2 separate regions of the Homo sapiens genome follow, and region 1 is linked to region 2. A link is a contact called in ENCODE Hi-C or POLR2A ChIA-PET data. All regions are on one chromosome and are shown on one strand. The core of a region is the stretch at or near the end of the contact, and the rest is flanking DNA. Distances in the headings are between cores, read along the strand shown. Region 1 overlaps LRP1 (LDL receptor related protein 1). Region 2 overlaps NEMP1 (nuclear envelope integral membrane protein 1).

Region 1 (3,957 bases), core at 1,210-3,709, 150 kb after region 2:
CCCACGGGCTTCACGGGCCCCAAATGCACCCAGCAGGTGTGTGCGGGCTACTGTGCCAACAACAGCACCTGCACTGTCAACCAGGGCAACCAGCCCCAGTGCCGATGCCTACCCGGCTTCCTGGGCGACCGCTGCCAGTACCGTGAGTGAGCCATCCCTGGGCCCCAGGGCATGCGGGAGGGTGACGGGGGACCCCAGAGCATGGGGTGATGTTCAACCTGTGCCTGGGACCCACAGGGGCAAGTTCAGGAAAGAAGGCCTTATGCAGCTGAGCCAGGCCCAAGCTGCTGGCGCTTCCCCACAAAGGTGCTGGCACACTTCCCCTGAGGCAGTGCACCCCCTGCACCAAGATTATGCAAACAGAAAAGCTCTGTTCAACCTATGGAGAGCCCTCATGAGGGTGGGGCTTGAGGCACTTCTCTCCCTCCCCAACCACAGGGCAGTGCTCTGGCTACTGTGAGAACTTTGGCACATGCCAGATGGCTGCTGATGGCTCCCGACAATGCCGCTGCACTGCCTACTTTGAGGGATCGAGGTGTGAGGTGAACAAGTGCAGCCGCTGTCTCGAAGGGGCCTGTGTGGTCAACAAGCAGAGTGGGGATGTCACCTGCAAGTGAGTGGGGCCCTCCTCCACAGTTCCACCCAGCTGGGCCCCTGCCCTGTCCTAGCCCTGCCCTGCCCCTCCCTTCCTCAGCATCCCAGGCACGCCTCTGCCAGCCCCAGCCCCAGCCTCTGATTCCTTCCTGCAGCTGCACGGATGGCCGGGTGGCCCCCAGCTGTCTGACCTGCGTCGGCCACTGCAGCAATGGCGGCTCCTGTACCATGAACAGCAAAATGATGCCTGAGTGCCAGTGAGTTGGGCCCGGGCTTCACCCAGGCATAGATCATCGCTCCCTTCCCCAGATTTGAGCAGGAGGACCGTCAGGCCTCAGTGCCCACCCCCCGCCCTGTTTTCCTGGCAGCAGTGGCTATGGAGGTTATACCTACTCAGCCGTGTCCCTCCTTTCTGCAGGTGCCCACCCCACATGACAGGGCCCCGGTGTGAGGAGCACGTCTTCAGCCAGCAGCAGCCAGGACGTAGGTGGCAGGGGTTGGGGCAGGCAGGGCCACCGGGACCTAGAGCAGGGGGACCGTGTGCCTCCTGCTTCCCTGAGCCTTGGTGACTCAGTGTCCCACCTCTTCCCTCCAGATATAGCCTCCATCCTAATCCCTCTGCTGTTGCTGCTGCTGCTGGTTCTGGTGGCCGGAGTGGTATTCTGGTATAAGCGGCGAGTCCAAGGGTGAGTCACAGGGATTCTGGAACATTCTGGTCATTATTTTGCCATCCTAGCCTTCCCCCCCAATAATCTCTGTCTCCTTATACTCCTGCCTTTCCCCAGGGCTAAGGGCTTCCAGCACCAACGGATGACCAACGGGGCCATGAACGTGGAGATTGGAAACCCCACCTACAAGATGTACGAAGGCGGAGAGCCTGATGATGTGGGAGGCCTACTGGACGCTGACTTTGCCCTGGACCCTGACAAGGTGGGCTGGGAGGCGGGCAGGGTCGAGTGCCAAGAGGCCGTGGGTGGCCTAACCAAAGGTGTTGGGTTAGGTGAGGGACGGAGGTGGGGGTGGGGTAACCTGGGCTACAGGCCCAGCTCCTGAGCCCTACCTGAACCCTCTGTCACCCTGCAGCCCACCAACTTCACCAACCCCGTGTATGCCACACTCTACATGGGGGGCCATGGCAGTCGCCACTCCCTGGCCAGCACGGACGAGAAGCGAGAACTCCTGGGCCGGGGCCCTGAGGACGAGATAGGGGACCCCTTGGCATAGGGCCCTGCCCCGTCGGACTGCCCCCAGAAAGCCTCCTGCCCCCTGCCAGTGAAGTCCTTCAGTGAGCCCCTCCCCAGCCAGCCCTTCCCTGGCCCCGCCGGATGTATAAATGTAAAAATGAAGGAATTACATTTTATATGTGAGCGAGCAAGCCGGCAAGCGAGCACAGTATTATTTCTCCATCCCCTCCCTGCCTGCTCCTTGGCACCCCCATGCTGCCTTCAGGGAGACAGGCAGGGAGGGCTTGGGGCTGCACCTCCTACCCTCCCACCAGAACGCACCCCACTGGGAGAGCTGGTGGTGCAGCCTTCCCCTCCCTGTATAAGACACTTTGCCAAGGCTCTCCCCTCTCGCCCCATCCCTGCTTGCCCGCTCCCACAGCTTCCTGAGGGCTAATTCTGGGAAGGGAGAGTTCTTTGCTGCCCCTGTCTGGAAGACGTGGCTCTGGGTGAGGTAGGCGGGAAAGGATGGAGTGTTTTAGTTCTTGGGGGAGGCCACCCCAAACCCCAGCCCCAACTCCAGGGGCACCTATGAGATGGCCATGCTCAACCCCCCTCCCAGACAGGCCCTCCCTGTCTCCAGGGCCCCCACCGAGGTTCCCAGGGCTGGAGACTTCCTCTGGTAAACATTCCTCCAGCCTCCCCTCCCCTGGGGACGCCAAGGAGGTGGGCCACACCCAGGAAGGGAAAGCGGGCAGCCCCGTTTTGGGGACGTGAACGTTTTAATAATTTTTGCTGAATTCCTTTACAACTAAATAACACAGATATTGTTATAAATAAAATTGTAAAAAAAAAAAAAAAAAAAAAGGCCAAAAAAAAAAAAAAGAAAGAAAAAAAGCCGCTGGTGTCTGCCTGTGTGTGAGAGACGCTGGGAGCTGGGGCTGCGCTTTCCTGCTTCGGCCACCAGAGGGAGACCTGCCCCGTGCTGGAGGCAGGCTGGCGCGTGGTTTTTAGTGCCCTTCTCCCAGGGCCCTCCCCCTCTCCATCTTACTGTGCCCGGGAAGCGGGTGGCACTGGACTTGACATGGAAGATCTGCTTCTCCTGGCTGTGTGACCTTCAGCCATGACTTCGAGTCTCCAGATTTTGTGTTCCCTCTGGGTCTAGGACACTAACTCAGATCTGTTTCTCTGCATTCACTTCTACCAGACACCACCCCCCTACCCAAAATGATCACCCACAGTGAGAAGCCCCACTATAAGAAGTGAATACACTGAGGCTGCAAAGGTTTTCTCATCCTTCAGGGTCCTCCCATGCGGTTCTCTCTGCCTGAGTCTGCTCTTGAAGCACTGACGTCTCACTTTGTGGAGACTAATGAATCAAATGCGAAGTAAAATGCTGCATTCCAGAGCCAGGTGTCTCCTGCGGTAAAGGAGAGCTGGGAAGACCAGTTTGCCAGGCCCTCTAGGCCCCCAGCAGCTCCAGCTCACCAATCATTTCAGTCATTCCAGGGGGTAACAGGAAAAAACTGTCAATCAAAAGTGTCCAGGTCCATTTCAACCCCTGCCTAGAGGGGGAAACTTCTTGCAGAAAGTTGCACAGTTTACACTGCCCAGGACTAGAGAGGGTTTGAGTCCCAGTACAGCAAATATGAGCTCAGGAAGGGTGGCTGCAAATGTCTGAAGATCCCTTACCCAACTCCCAACCAGGAAGTGCTGCCTTTCATTCCTCCTCCCTCACTGGTTCAACTCCAGGAGATTCCTCCCAGGCTTCCTTCTGCCTTGGGGAAGCTACAAGTCTAGGCACCTGTGGAAAGAGGAGCCCTCCCCTTCCCTTCTTAGCCTTCAGAAGCTCTCTCCAACCTCATCCTCCAAGCCAACTCTGAGATCCTCCCCTGCCTTCAAAAGGGCCCTGGATGGGCAACTGCGGGGAAACAGAATCCGTGGTTGCCGAGTAGGAGGTCTGTGTCCCAATCTGGCCACCAGGTGGTGTCTGTACGCCTGGAGCACCGCCTATCCTGAAGCCCCACACAGCCCCCGCCTCAGCACTCATTATGCACCTGCGGGGGACCCCAGCCCAGTCTCTCGCTTCCTTCTCTCCGGCTATTTTGCCACACCCCTCCACCCTCTGCCAGCCAGCTCCCCTCCCTGCCCCAGCGCCTGCCTGCTCCCACCACCACCAGCCCCAACCCTGCCCCTCTGC
Region 2 (3,931 bases), core at 1,033-3,532:
ACCTCCAGAGCAATCTGAAAGCCACTGAGAAATAGTCTGAAATGGGCTGGGTGAGGTGGCTCACGCCTATAATCCTAGCACTTTGTGGGGCTGAGGTGGGCAAATCACCTGAGGTCAGGAGTTTGAGACCACCCTGGCCAACATGGTGAAACCACATCTCTATTAAAAATACAAAAATTAGCCAGGCATAGTGGCGCCCACCCGTAGTCCCAACTATTCGGGAGGCTGAGGCAGAAGAATCACTTGAACCCGGGAGGTGGAGGCTGCAGTGAGCCGAGATCACGCCATTGTGCTCCAGCCTGGGTGACAGAGAGAGACTCTGTCTCAAAAAAAAAATCTGAACCCAGGAGACCTCAATGAGCATACGGTATAAAAGCGATACAATTTGTGGCGGGGCGCAGTGGCTCATGTCTGTAATCCCAGCACTTTGTAATCCAAGCACTTTGGGAGCTCCTCAGCACTTTATGAACTCCTGACATTTGAGGTCAGGAGTTCAAGACCAGCCTGGTCAACATGGGGAACCCTACTAAAAATATAAAAATTAGCTGAATGTGGTGGCGCATGCCTGTAATCCCAGCTACTCAGGAGGCTGAGGCAGAAGAATCGTTTGAACCCGGGAGGTGGAGGTTGCAGTGAGCCGAGATCACGCCACTGCACTCCAGCCTGGGCGACAGAGCGAGACTCCATCTCAAAAAAACAGTGATAGAATTTGCACCACCTTGTGGTAACAGGAACACATGACATTTTACTAGACATTTTATATAAAATGACTAGAATAAAAATATAAAAATTCCTATAGAAAGTAAAAAAAAAAAAATAGACTCGGGAAGGAACAAAAGTGGAAGTACAATACAATGACTTTTCATTAACAAAGAAGCTCCCAGGTCAACACCTCTGTATCCTCTTGCTGCAACTGCATCCCACAATGTACCTGTCAATATTAAGTTACATTGCCTTTCAGTCACCTGCAGGTGATGTACAGCCACTGAATAGGGTGTTCCAGGTTCTTAGTACAAAGAGCAATGATGATAATGGCAAGGGCAATATGTGGTATCTGGATGCCAGAATACATGAAACACAGGCCCATCAGCTGCAAGGTCCAGGTCAGCAGGTTGATACTTCGTTCATTCTCCAAGGGCCCATACTTGTAACATACTGCAAAACTCATGAATCCAACTGTGAGGACATAACCTATGAGAAGAGTTATCAGAAGACATTCTTTTTCATCTATACTTGGTAAAAATAATTTGTGTGGGAAGCAGTAGTTAATTTACTATATAGCACCAATTGAACTAGGAAATCAGATTTTTACTTAATTTTTCACACTTTTTTCTTAGAATATATTTCTCTAAGTTTCTATCCTTTCTGCTGTCCCAAATTTATTTGGTTCAAACAGAACATTAAAGGTACATGTTGAACAACCCTGAAATAGACTATTTTAAAAAACCAATATACAGAAATCCAGATTAATCACCCTTCAAAGGATAACTCAAAGGTTACTATCTATATGACCAAGGATTTTTACTTTGTAAATAAAATCTACAGCAGTTCATTCAGAAATGAAGGAGAAAAAAATTAACTGCGGAGTCTTTTACTTAAGGTCCCCAAGTATATTTAAAATATGATTCCATTAATAAAGTCAACTTACAGCTTTTCAGAAAGATGTTTATTGTGTAAAGAAAGGTATATTTATAAATACCAATAAATGAACATCTTCGCCTTAACAGCACCATTCTAATTTAAGAGAAGGTGATAATTGTAGAGGGATTAGAAATAAGTGAAAAACTATGATTTTTAAAAGTTTAAAAAAATGACATGAACTATTAAATCCCATAAGCAGGCAAAATCTTTTCATGATCAAATTAACTGAAACAGCCTATAAACGTACAAAAGGAAAGCAAAACCGACAACACTTACTTAAAAGATACTGCCAGTAACACCTCCAGATCTCTTGTAAATTTTTAAAAACTAGTTGAATGAGGTACAGAGAAAAAGACCAGCCTCCCACCAGGATGACGTAAATGGGACTTTTCTAAGACAGAGAGTAGAAGTGAAAGCAAAAAGTTACAACAGGCTTTCCATACATAAAAGAAGCAAAATGGAACTATGATTTTTTTTTTAAAAAATTCAACCTACTCAAAATGCACAAAAAACACTTCTCTTAAAAAGATGTCCTTTATACTTAAAATGGTACAGTCTGCAACGAACACTGGGAAGATGAAATGCTAAATAACTTAAAAGCCTGGCTATATAATTAAAAAACAGGAAGCAGACTTTAATCCCCCTCTGAGCACAGGATTTTATATAAAAAGAAAGAATTTGTAATCAGGCTCCAAGTTTCATCGTGGAAAGTACCTTTCTGAATCAAGGAGAGTAGGATATTGACTCATCAGCCATCAATACACATTTTCAGTTTTCTAAGATTACCCAGGAAAACAGTCCTTCAGCTATCCAAATTCATTCTAGCTGCACATGAAGATTCTGATACTTACCTTAGGCATAAACTTAGATAGTATAAAAATGATGATTAGCAGAGAGGCCACAATTCCCACAGTCATCCCAGTAGAGTAGTAGAAAATTTGACTTCTGCAGGAAAAAAATGTATTTCATGACCATATGTATATATTTCATACATAGCACTGTTGAAACTAGGACAACTAACCCAGCCGAAAGATTTTAAAAGGTACAAGATTAGAGCAGTACAAGCATCAGAGACATTTCAAATTTGGTTCCAGACCACTGCAATAAACCAAATATTGCAATTGCAGTAAGTAAGTCACACAAATTTTTTGGTTTCCCACTGCATATAAAAATTGTTTACACTATATTATAGTATATTAAGTGTACAACAGCATTATGTCTTAAAAATATATATTCCTTAATTAAAAATACTTTGCTAAAACCTGCTAAAGATCATCTACGCCTTCAGTGAGTCATCATTTTTTTTGCTGGTGGAGGGTCTCACTTCCATGTTGATGGCTGTTGACTGATGAAGGCAGTGGTTTCTGAAGGCTGGAGTGGCTGTGGCAATTTCTTAAAATATAATGAAGTTTGCTGCATTGACTCATCCTTTCAATGAAGATTTCTCTAAAGCATGCAATACTGTCTGATAGCATTTTACCACAACTTCTTTCAAAACTGGAGTCAATCCTCCAACAGCATTAACCCTTAACAAGAGGATCACCCCTCCTTTGAAGCTAGGCACTGACTTCTCTCTCGCTATCAAAGTCCTCAATGGCATCTTCTTCTAGTATAAGGCTATTTTGTCTACACTGAGGAGCTCTTTAATTGTAGCCACTTTCAACAATGATGTTAGCTAGATCTTCTGAATAACTTGCTACAGCTTCTATATCAGTGCTTGGTTCATCTTTTTTTTTTTTTTTTTTGAGACAAAGTCTCACTCTGTTGCCCAAGCTGGGGTGCGATGGCGTCATCATGGCTCACTGCAGCCTTGATCTACTGGGCCCAGGTGATTCTCCCACCTCAGCCTCCCGAGTAGCTGGTACCATGACTTTTTTGTATTTTTTGTAAAGGCAGGGTTTCACCATGTTGCTCAGGCTGGTCTCGAACTCCCTGGGCTCAAGTGATCTGCCCGCCTCAGCCTCCCAAAGTGCTGGGACTACAGGCCTGAGCCACCACGCCTAGCCTACCTTGCACTTATGTAATAAGACAGCTTCTTTCCTTAAATCTCATGAACCAAGAACCTTCACTAGCTGTAAACTTTTCTTCTGAGGCTTCCTCACCTCTCACCCTTCACAGAATTGAAGACAGTTAGGGTCTTGCTCTGGATCAGCCTTTAGCTTTAAAAAAGTTGTATCTGGCCGGGCATGGTGGCTCAAGCCTGTAATCCCAGCACTTTGGGAGGCTGAGATGGGAGGATCACGAGGTCCGGAGATCGAGACCATCCTGGTTAACACGGTGAAACCCTGTC

The links. Hi-C counts contacts between places; a loop is a spot of excess contacts on that map. ChIA-PET counts read pairs that join two places held with the same protein, here RNA polymerase II (POLR2A). Pooled maps may share reads with other maps.
Region 1: a loop to region 2 is called in a pooled map, with 2.9 times the contacts of the local background. The contact joins two enhancer-like sites. A Hi-C loop is called at or near these places in 1 of 168 maps with a recorded cell type or tissue (B cell), 2 of 37 single-sample maps with no recorded cell type and 11 of 50 pooled maps. POLR2A ChIA-PET finds 5 or more read pairs at or near these places in 15 of 52 experiments (CD4-positive, alpha-beta T cell, CD8-positive, alpha-beta memory T cell, Caco-2 and 10 more).

The regions. Positions count from the first base shown.
Region 1 is chr12:57,210,738-57,214,694 of GRCh38, forward strand. LRP1 (LDL receptor related protein 1) reads left to right here. Exons shown (of 89, transcript NM_002332.3): 83 at 1-142; 84 at 439-613; 85 at 750-851; 86 at 1,013-1,077; 87 at 1,190-1,280; 88 at 1,380-1,524; 89 at 1,678-2,624. The coding sequence ends at 1,818. Among named protein-coding and RNA genes, the nearest start is that of NXPH4, 4.1 kb to the right of the region's middle. RefSeq lists a silencer at 2,652-2,701 and an enhancer at 3,935-3,957. Within about 2 kb of position 2,460, at least 6 of the 41 ENCODE cell types and tissues checked have a DNase peak (open chromatin) inside an H3K27ac peak, as active enhancers do.
Region 2 is chr12:57,062,154-57,066,084 of GRCh38, forward strand. NEMP1 (nuclear envelope integral membrane protein 1) reads right to left here. Exons shown (of 9, transcript NM_001130963.2): 5 at 2,493-2,586; 6 at 1,918-2,032; 7 at 966-1,191. Among named protein-coding and RNA genes, the nearest start is that of MYO1A, 14 kb to the left of the region's middle. Within about 2 kb of position 2,283, at least 8 of the 41 ENCODE cell types and tissues checked have a DNase peak (open chromatin) inside an H3K27ac peak, as active enhancers do.